Linked DNA regions of Homo sapiens: region 2 is linked to region 1. A link is an interaction called in ENCODE POLR2A ChIA-PET data of the cell type or tissue named here. Cell type or tissue: GM12878. All regions are shown on one strand. Each heading gives the region's core, and the rest is flanking DNA. Links, peaks and the distances in the headings are about the cores only.

What was found. ChIA-PET counts read pairs that join two places held together with the same protein. Peaks named below come from ENCODE experiments on the same cell type or tissue, not always from the same donor. Only the 100,000 strongest peaks of a DNase experiment are listed, where the experiment ranks them.
Region 2: POLR2A ChIA-PET joins it to region 1 with 5 read pairs; 2 of 35 experiments call an interaction of 5 or more read pairs at or near these places.

Annotation. Positions count from the first base shown.
Region 1 is chr10:50,070,950-50,075,949 of GRCh38, reverse strand. The region is part of intron 3 of WASHC2A (WASH complex subunit 2A); the gene reads right to left. Among named protein-coding and RNA genes, the nearest start is that of WASHC2A, 5.5 kb to the right of the region's middle. In GM12878, for the core only: a CTCF peak has its summit at 198 (motif pointing right); no DNase peak of the experiment used is centred there.
Region 2 is chr10:50,383,674-50,389,708 of GRCh38, reverse strand. The region is part of intron 6 of SGMS1 (sphingomyelin synthase 1); the gene reads left to right. Among named protein-coding and RNA genes, the nearest start is that of ASAH2, 140 kb to the right of the region's middle. In GM12878, for the core only: no CTCF peak of the experiment used is centred there; no DNase peak of the experiment used is centred there; H3K27ac peaks cover 1,137 bases.

The DNA of each region.
Region 1 (5,000 bases), core at 1-5,000:
AGACTGAAACTCTATTTCAAAAAAATAAATAAATAAGTAAAAGATAATCCTCAAATTCACACAGAAAAGTAAAAAGCCAAAGATTGATAACCATGACAATTCTGAATAAAAAGAGATTATGGGGACTTGCCCTAATAAGACATTAGAAATCTGCAGTATTTAAGATTATGATACTGGCAAACAGCAGAGAAACAAAACAAACAGCAGAGGGCAGAAACAGACCCACAATTCCATGGAGGCCTGATTTTATTTTCACATAAACACACACAAACGTTCATACATAATAGTCAATGAAGAAAAGAACAACTACACAATAAAGGTTATCTATAAGGGATAAAAATGAAATCCCTCTCTAGGTAAAAAGAATAAAAAGTTGGCCAGGCATGGTGGCGAACACCTGTGGTCCTAGCCAGCTATTCAGGAGGCTGAGATGGGAGGATGGCTTGAGCCCAGGAGTTTGAGGCTGCAGTGAGCTGTCTCCACCACTGAACTCCAGCCTGGGCAACAGAGGGAGATCCTGTCTCAAAAACAAAAAAAGAATAAAAAGGCAGAGATACCAAGGAATCCCCACCCAAAATGATTAGAGTTAAGGACGAATATGGTGGGTAGGCACCTTTGAAGCAAATGTGGCAAGATACAAAACCACTGATGCTAGGTGCTACATTTTCTTAGCACTTGTGGTTTCTCTCTGAACTTTTCTATTTATTTATGAAACATTTATGAAATTTATGAAACATTTCATAAATAACATTTAATATTAGAAGATTATTAAATAAATTATGATACGGTTTAAGAACAAAAAAATTATATTCACAAAAGTCTCAAAGATGGGTTAAATAAGTTCACATTAAGAAAAAAAGTAGGCTGCAAATGTAAATACACACACACACACACATACCGTCATCTAGAAAAGGTTAAAGTTAAAAAACAAGAACAGAAAAAAATACACTGAAAAGTTCAATGGTTGGTTAATTTGGGGTAGCTGATTTTTTGTAGGTTCAATTATTTATTTATTTATTTATTATTATTTTTTTGAGACGGAGTCTTGCTCTGTCACCCTGGCTGAAGTGCAGTGGCAGGATCTCGGCTCACTGCAAGCTCTGCCTCCCGGGTTCACGCCCTTCTCCTGCCTCAAGCTCCCGAGTAGCTGGGACTACAGGCGCCTGCCACCACGCCTGGCTAATTTTTTTGTATTTTTTAGTAAAGACGGAGCTTCACCGTGTTAGTCAGGATGGTCTCAATCTCCTGACCTCGTGATCCGCCCACCTCGGCCTCCCAAAGTGCTACAGGCGTGAGCCACCGCACCCGGCCTACTGTAGGTTCAATTCTTTTAAGCCTGATGTCTGCATGGGAAATGGACTTAGAATATATGTGCTAAACCTTGAGAGGCTCCCCTCAAGCTGAGGAAATTTCACATGATTTTTCTTTTTCTTACTTTTCCTAATTGCTCTATAAAGATCAGGGATTACTTTGGTAATTTTCAAAGTCAGGACTCCAAAAAGTTAAGTAAATCTCAAAAGTGAGACTTTAAGACCTGGCAGCTACCATGGTTACCTATCAGCAGCCTGCAGCTGGAAAGCCAAACATGACATCTAAGAAACCTAAACCCATGGGACCTAAAGCCCATGGGATCTTTTCAGGGTGAGCAGGACTATGCATCCTCAACTACTTCATATCCAGCAGATAACCAATGCTAACTTCTTTCATCCTCACCTGCTAAACTCACAGCTTCATGTGTTTTGTGATCAATTTACAGTCAGATAGCTATACCCAGGACTGTTAAATATCTTTGGTATTGCTCCTCATCTGGGGAGACAGGGTAAAAGGGGAAAGAGGGGAACTGGGGAAAAAGGGACCAGGGCTGGAGAGTAACAGACTATACACAGCCCTGGTCCCCTTTCATTTATGCGTACTCTCATTCATTCAAATATTCACTGGATCCCTAAATATCAGGCTTGTGCTGGACCCCTCAAATATAGTTGTTGTTAAAAATATGGGGCTTGATTTAGCGGGAGGGTCCAACTCATCAAATCCCATCAATAATTGTAAAATTACAATTGTAAGAAGTCTACTAAAGAATGTGATGCTTCAGCTGCTTTTATCCAGGGGGTGTGCCTAGTGCAGAGGGTCCAGGAGGAAGTAATATAATTGAGCAGAGACCTAGAAGACAGACAGATGTCAATCAAAGGGTAGAGGCATAGGAAGCAATGTAAGCAAAGGCCCCGTAGCAGCAGGGCATATGGCATCTCCAAGGAATGAGAAGGCTGGAGTGTCAAAAGCAAGGGGCATTATGTAAAATAAAGCAGGTCTAGGGGGAGAGGGAAAAACCTGTGCAGGAAATTATATGTTAATAACGCTTTTGGGCTTTACCTCCTTCTCTCTAATTGCTGAGTACTTGACAGTTTCAGCAACTCCATCTGTTTCTTCAATAGAAAAGTAGAAAAGGAGGGAAAAATGACCAAAATTCAGCTTTTATAAATCAACAGGAAGATGATCTGGAAAATTAACCAATTTATGCCTAGTGTCCCATTATTGGAACACTAAGCTTGTCAGAGTTATGTATATCCTACTGCTCAAGGTCATTGCCAAGATCTGGCTTTTCACAAAAAAAATTCTAACCTTGGGCATAAACAGGTTAATTTGTTTCATTCTGGAATTTTTTTTTTAATTTTACAAAGCTAAGATTTGGAAACAATTGACTTTAAAAAGAAAAAATCCTCCCTCACCAGTTCATTTAACAAACTAAAGTCATTAACTATGGCACTTGCTATTTCAGGATCCAATTCCTAAATTAACAGATAATTAAGGCTTTAGAATTGTGTTGCCTTCTAATTAGACACTAGAACACTGGCCAATGTTAATTAGTATTTCTTCTCCCTCCAAGTCCCCTCTTGAGCCTTTACTAATGGTATTAATTTCTCTTGCCCTAAAAAGTCCTGACTGTTCTCGCCCTAGAAAGTCTGGATTGTTTCACTAACTTTATAATATAGTTTGCAACTTTGTGGCTGCCCCTGAGGCTAATTAATAAGACCCAGAAACCTATCTGACTTTGAATGTTTCTGATAAATTACCATGAAACCAAATGGCACCATAATTCAAGCTGGAATTGTAACACCTAAGTACTGATGTCAGGGATTGAAAATAAAACATTAAAAAGCCAGATTGCCGGGTATGGTGGCTCACACCTGTAATCCCAGCACTTGGGAGGCCAAGGCGGGTGGATCATGAGGTCAGGAGATCGAGACCATCCTGGCTAACACGGTGAAACCCCATCTCTACTAAAAATGCAAAAAAAATTAGCCAGGTGTGGTGGCGGGTGCCTGTCATCCCAGCTACTCAGGAGGCTGAGTCAGGAGAATGGCGTGAACCCGGGAGGTAGAGCTTGCAGTGGGCTGAGATTGCACCACTGCACTCCAGTCTGGGCGACAGAGTGAGACTCCGTCTCAAAAAAAAAAAAAAAAAAAAAAAGCCAGATCACTTACAAATATATATCAGCAACTATATTTTTTCAGAGTTTTATTAAGCATTAGCTGTTTTCTCAGTATTATCATGCTTTGCCACAAATTAAAAAAACCTATAGCATGTGGCCTTATAGAAGGTCTGGGAAGTAATTAAGATTTGGCAGCGGCAACCAGCACATCCGGAGAAGAGTTCTGGCTGCAGACTGGAAGGCGAAGGGGCATCAAGACTTAACACTAAGGGCCGAGCGCAGTGGCTCGCGCCTGTAATCCTAGCACTTTGGGAGGCTGAAGTAGGATAACTGCTTGAACCCGGGAGGCGGAGGTTGCAATGGGCAGATCGCTTGAGGTCAGAAGTTCAAAAGCAGACTCACCAACATGGTGAAACCCCATCTCTACTAAAAATAGAAAAAAAATTAGCCAGGCCTGGTGGCGGGAGCCTGTAATCCCAACTACATGGGAGGTGTGGGCAGGAGAATTGCTTGAACACGGGAGGCGGATGTTGCAGTGAGCCGAGATGGTGTCACTGCACTCCAGCCTGGATGACAGAGCAAGACTCTGTCTCGGAAGAAAAAAAAAAAAAAGCTAAGGCTAAAGGGATGGAGAGATGGATGGAAAACAGGAAATCCCCAGTATTGGACAGAAATAAAGAACAATTACCAAAACACAATAAAACAAAACCAAAAAAACTCCACAAAAACTACAACATGGAAAACTCAGAATCTACGAAAACTTGGCTAGAAAAGAGCTGGAGAAAAGATAAGACCTAAGACTGTGATTGAGAAAAATTGTATGATGTTCCCCATTTCTTCCCACTGAAGTATTGATCTGGTACCAATCTAGTACCAATCTGGTACAAGCACACTGGGTACAAAGTAAACTTCCCTTGCCGGGCGCCGTGGCTCAGGCCTGTAATCCCAGCACTTTGGGAGGCCGAGGTGGGCGGATCACGAGGTCAGGAGATCGAGATCATCCTGGCTAACTCGGTGAAACCCCGTCTCTTCTAAAAATACAAAAAATTAGCCAGGCGTGGTGGCACGCGCCTGTAGTCCCAGCTACTTGGAAGGCTGAGGCAGGAGAATGGCGTGAACCCGGGAGGCGGAGCTTGCAGTGAGCGGAGATCGCACCACTGCACTCCAGCCTGGGTGACAGAGTGAGACTCCATCTCAAAAAAAAAAAGAAACTTCCCAAATCCTTTGGGACTCTGGTGCTGCAGCACTGACTGCAGAGAAGTGCTGACTACCTGATCCAGCAAGAAAAGTACAGAATGAAAAGAACAGGAGTGCTTAAAAGGACACCAAATTAATCTTGATGAAAACATTATGGGGCTGTGCACACCAGAGAAGTTGAGTCTAGAGTCCCTGACTTTTCCAGTGAGATAGTCAGGACCAAGCATGGACATTCTGTGTAAACAATCAGAAAACTACTGATTTTACTTGAATACTTTTTTTTTTTTTTTGAGACGGAGTTTCGCTCTTATTGCCCAGGCTGGAGTACAATGGCAGGATCTCGGCTCACCGCAACCTCCGCCTCCCAGGTTCA
Region 2 (6,035 bases), core at 416-5,415, 310 kb before region 1:
GGGCTACCAAAGAACCTTTTCATAAATGGAAATTGGTAGAGCCTGATGAGACATCAGAGGCCTTTATTTTAGTGGCTGTGTGCATGTGGGGATGGCCAGGAAGAGGAGAAAATAGCAAAGTGGAATATTTTTATTTCACTGGGAAGTTGCTCTCATAGCCTAGTCTCAGCCTTGCTGGTGTGTGCCTTGTGATCTTAAGTAAAACACTTTGATTTGATGGCCCCAGTCTGTGTATAATTTGAGGCTTTAACTAGAACCTGCGACTTTCACATTGGGTACTTGACCTCCCCCCAGATACAAGGTGGTAAGCCAAGAAGTATGAGGTAACTTGCTAAATACAGCATATATTTTTTAAAGATTTAGGCAAAGATTGGTTTTTATATTAGTACAGCCATGACTATATTATTAGAGCAAAGCACAAAATTTACATGTAGTTTTAAGGTAAACTATAAACATAAAAAACTGCACCTTTTATTAGAGCCCCTTGGGATGATGCACCTAGACATTCAGGTGGCTGTTTTTGACCTCTACCCATAGTATTCTTGGGAGAAAATATTCAGGAAGACAGTTGATATTTTTTAAAATAAATTTCATTGTATATATTTAAGGTATATGACATGATGTTATAGGCTACATATAGATAGTAAAACAATTACTATAGTGAAACTATCATTTCATATGTTACTCAATTTTTGTTTTTGTGGCAAAAGGAGCTAAAAATTTACTCATTTAGTAAGAATCCCATATACAGTATGATTTTATTACCTATCATCCTCATATTGTACATCGGCGCTCTAGACTTGTTTGCCGGTTGCTAGATGACATCCAAAATCTTATTTCACTCTTAGTTTATATCATTCCTATCTAAGAACTGATCATGGATGCCTTTTCATCTTAATAATCAGGTGTTTTGTTTTATTATTGTTTTATGTAGTAGGTTATTTAAAACAGCATGTGCCATCTAAGTAGTGTAATTCCAATTATGTTAAAATATATAGGCCCACTTTTTCCATTTATTCTACAGTACATATCAAGCGCTCGCTATATGTGAGGCACTCTTTTGGACTTCTGTTTTTGTTTTTTGTTTTATTTCTTTTTGAGACAGTCTCGCTCTGTCGCCCAGGCTGGAGTGCAGTGGTGCGAACTTAGCTCGCTGCAGCCTCTGCCTCCTGAGTATCTAGGATTACAGGCACCCACCATCATGCCTGGCAAATTTTTTTTTTTTTTTTTTTTTTTTAGTAGAGACAGGGTTTTGCAATATTGACCAGGCTGCTCTTGAACTTCTGGCCTCAAGTGATCTGTCCACTTCTTCTTCCCAAAGTGCTGGGATTACAGGCATGAGCCACCATACCCAGCCTCTTTTGGGCTTTTAAGGAGTACATTTGCTTTGTTTAAATATTTAATTAAATTGTTAACATTTTGAGTACATAACAAATTCACATGGTTCAAAATTCAAATGGCATGAAAAGATACATAATGTCAAGTGTACCTCCCACCCTTGCCATCCAGGTCTACTTCCTGGAGATAGTGGATGTTGCTTTCAAAGCCTTCAAGTGATATTGTATGTTTTTATTACCAAATATGTACATATCTCCTTCCTTCCCTCTCTTACACAAATGGTAGCATATGTTAAATCAAGTTTAGTCTAAAGCTGCCTCCTTAAATATTTTAAGTTCAGTGTAAAGGTTTCTCTGTATATAGTGAACTGTACCTAAATGCAGGTGTAAACAGACTGTAACCTACTCTTGTGCCAATCACCAATTTTTGGTCAATCAAAGGGGGCCAATTGTTCAAACTGTATTCAAATAAGGCAAACACTAAGCTGTAACCACTCCAGCTGTTTCTGTACCTCACTTCCACTTTCTGTACATCACTTTCCTTTTTCTCTCTATAAATCTTCCACCATGTGGCTGTGCTGGAGTCTCTGAGCCTACCGTGGCTTGGGAGGCTGCTTGATTCATGAATCGTTCTTTGCTCAATTAACCTCTGTTAAATTTAATTTAGCTAAGGATTTTCTTTTAGCATATACAATACCTATGAATCTGCCGCCTTGCTTTTTTCATTTGACAATTAGATTTGTCCTGAAGGATATATACCTGTTAGCACTGGTTATCTCTGAAAGATAAGATGGAGGAGGCTTGGCTTGCGGTGTCTGTTTATCTGTCTGTCTATGTATTTAACTTTCTGTATTTCTGTATTGCCTGAATCTTCTTACAGGGAGAATATTGCCTTTTCGATAAAGAGGGAAAGTCCTTTTTGAAAAAAGAGATAGCGTAAGGTAATTAAATCCACACAAACACATATAAATCGGATCTTTGATTTTTCTAATAGCTCCCTCCATGGTGGAAGTTTTGGAGGAAGTGGGTGTATGTGTTTGTGGAAGGCTTTTTGACCTGGGATAGGGAGTGAGCAGGGGAAGTCTCTGAAAGAACCCCCAAGGAATGCTTTTATAACTTTGCCTTAATGGTTAAGGAAAGTGAAACTACATGGATTTCCCCCTTTAGGCAGCATTTGTCTCCAGGTGTGGTAACTCATTTTAAGGAACTGAAAACACATTCCAGAATCTTCTATCAGCATCATCGATGGTATCCCCAGTTGGAGGTGCACTACTCAGTTGGGGAGCACACAGGCTTTGGAGCCTATTGTTGGGACTCCTCCGCTCAACATGTGACCCTTTGTAGGGCACTTGACCTTGAGTACCAGGTTGCTTGGTACCATTTGACCTTGAGTACCAGGAACCTTGAGTACCTAGGTTCCTCACCTGTCAATAGATATTCATTTATCCCTTTTTGTAGAATTGCTTTGAATTTAGTGAGCTTATACTTTTAAAAAGCTCGGGTCATAGTAGGCTTTCAGTACGTGTTAGCTATTATCATCACCCTCCTTGCTAGGCAGAGCAGGACAGTGGGGAATTGATGTTTCCTCCCCTCCATCTCACAGGTGGGGCAGGGGTGTGCTGAGAAGAGAACTTGGGACTCTTGGCCCCTGTTCAATTCTCTGCTTAACCTGCTAGGCAATTTGGGCCTCTGAAAATTCAGTAATCCTCATAGCAACTTAGACGTCACCTGGGCCTGTGGTCCCCTTCCTAGCCTAGGAGCCAGAGCATGAAGCTCCATCTGTCACATTGGTTTGTTCAGAGAACTACACATGCGTTTTATTTTAGCAGCATACAGGTTCCCACTTAGGCATTGAGAGGACATAGGAAGCTGTTTAACTTCCTAGTCTTTAAGGTGTGGACGCTGAAGAGCTTAGCTAGTAATGACAGTATCCTGTAGAAAAAGCTATGGCATCACATACTGATTTTCTAATTACTTCAACCCATAAGGATGCTATAATGCTTTTGTAAATTACCGTCTAAGCTATATGAAGTAATGCATTCCATCCTGCAGTGCAGTAAATGTTACTATACTCTTGTAAGTAGTGGCATGTGTTTCCAAAGTTGAGGTTAAATCCAGAAAGGCTGCGACACAATAATTAGTTTTATAATTCTTCATGCAGACTGATGGAGAAGTCTTTACAATTTTGACTTGCCTCTTAAGACCCCTCTAGGGTTAGTTTCACATTTATTTTCCAGTTTCTTCAGTGTTAGATTTCTATTTTAAAAGGCGGGATTATTTCATAACATAACTACCATGTGTTAGGCATCGCAGAATTGCCATCTGATAATCTAAACTCAAGTACAACAGCAAAGACAGCTGCAGAAGAAAAATTTTTGATGTCCTATGTCATAGCCTAAAAAGCCCCACAAGAGGGTCTAGCAAGCAGAGGATAGTAGTTTTACAGGAGAGAACAAGTGAGACAGAGCCCTTCACAGCACATAACAGGGGTTCGGCTCTTGCATCATCTGGTTAATGTGCTAGAAATCAAGCATGAATGCCTTTTGTGTTCTCAAGCTCTAATTGCAAAACTTGTTTATCCAAGGAAAAAATAAAATGAAACAAGAGAGACATGCCATTGGCTGTCACACGGCCAAGGTTCTCCCATGCCTTCCTAGCTCATCTGACATCTTCCTCTCCTACTCCCAGCATGCCCCTAAGTCACCTTTTTTTTTGTAATCAGATCTCAGGTTCCTTTATCTTAGTTCATAGTGATTATTTCGCAGAACATGACAACTCGCTTAAAAGAACAGTGATTGATTTCATGGAGCACTTATAAAACATAGGTACTGAGTACTTTTACATATGTTATTTCATTTAACCTTTATGGTAACTTGATTAAAACTTTGTAACTTTTCAGGTAGCTTTGTTTTTGTGGTACACTGAAGGAAAGAGGACTAGGGAAGTTAAAAACCTTTCCCATGATCACATGGCAGAAACTGGGAGAGTGAGAACTGGAATCCAAGTCTACCTGATTCAAAACTTGTTCTTAGTCTGAACTTTACCATAATAATAGCTGCCATTTATTGAAGACCTACTGTTTTCTAGGACCTGTAAAAAAACAACTCTCTGAGGTTACTAACTTAAACAATGGATCAAAGTTAGTGTTACCAGTAATGGGGCAGATGGATAGCTTCTGTTCTTTGATATGATCAGAGTGGAACACAACATTACTTCTGGGGCATTCTTGCCAAAAATGCATAACCTCAATTTAATCAAGAGAAAACATCAGAGAAACCCAAACTGGAGATATTCGGTAAAAAAAAACTAGCACCCTTCAACTGTCAGGGTCATGAAAGGTGAAGAAAGATTGAGGAACTGCCACGTATTAGCAGAGACTAAGGGGACACTAAATAATTGTGGGAACAGAGAAAAGGCTATTAGAGGGGAAATTTGTGAAATTAAAAAGAAGATATGTCATTTAGTTAACAGAATTCTAACCATGTTAATTCCTTGGTTTTGATCATTGTACTATCCTCATCTAAGTTGATAATATAAAGGACTCTGGGTGAAGGGTATGCCTCAGTTTTTTGTACTATTGCAGCTTCTCTTTAAACCTAAAATTATTTCAAAATAGAAAGTAGGCCGGGCACAGTGGGTCATGACAGTAATAACAGCACTTTGGGAGGCTGAGGCAAGAGGATTGTTTGAGCCCAGAAGTTCGAGACCAGGCTGGGCAACAGAGTGAGAACTCTTCTCTACAAAAATAAAATTAAAAATAACCTGGCATGGTGGCACACACCTGTAGTCCCCAACACTCCAGAGGCTGAGGTGGGAGACTGCTGAGCTGTGATTGCACCACTTGCATTTCAGAGAAAAGAAAAGAGAAAGGAAGGCAAGCAGGGATGGAGGGAAGGAGGGAAGGAAGGAAGGAAGGAGAGAAAGAGAGGAAAGAGGGAGGAAGAGGGAAAGGAGAAAGAAGGAAGGAAAGGAGAGAGAGAGAGAGAAAAAGAAAGAGAGAAAGAAAGTAAGTTAGAAAAAGTTTAAAAATCTATCTGAGGTTGATATTATTTATTTTCATTTTAGGATAAAGAAACAAAAGGCTCAAATGTTAGATAACTTACTCAAGATCATACAAATGGTAATCATTAGTGAGTGAAGGAAGAAAAAATCTTAATAGTCTTGGAGATTCCAAGGCCCATGTGTCTTAGTTCATTCCGTCTTCTATAACAAAACACCATAGACTGGGTGGCGTATAAACAATTGAAATTTGTTTCTCAGAGTTCTGGAGGCTAGAAAGTCCATGATCCAGGTGCTAGCTGATTCCCTCCTTCTCCTGGACAGCTGTCTTCTCACTGTACTCTCATGTGGCAGAAGGGTTGAAGAAGTCCTCTAGGGTCTCCTTTATAAGGGCACTGATCCCATTCATGATGGCTCTGCTATCATGATCTAATTATCCCCAAAAGGTCTATATTCAGTGTATAGCACCACATTAACTGCTATGCTTTATAGCTACCTCGTTTTAAATATTACTAAACATAGCCCTAGCCCTGAGCCAAAGCCCCTTTCTATTACATAGTCTTTATTTTATACTGAAAAAATGGCATCTTTGTGCCTATTGAAGAAAAGCAATGGATATATCTTAATAATATAGGATATATAGATTATATGTGTGTGTGTAAATAGAGCAATATTTATAGAGAATTAAGGCAATTTAAA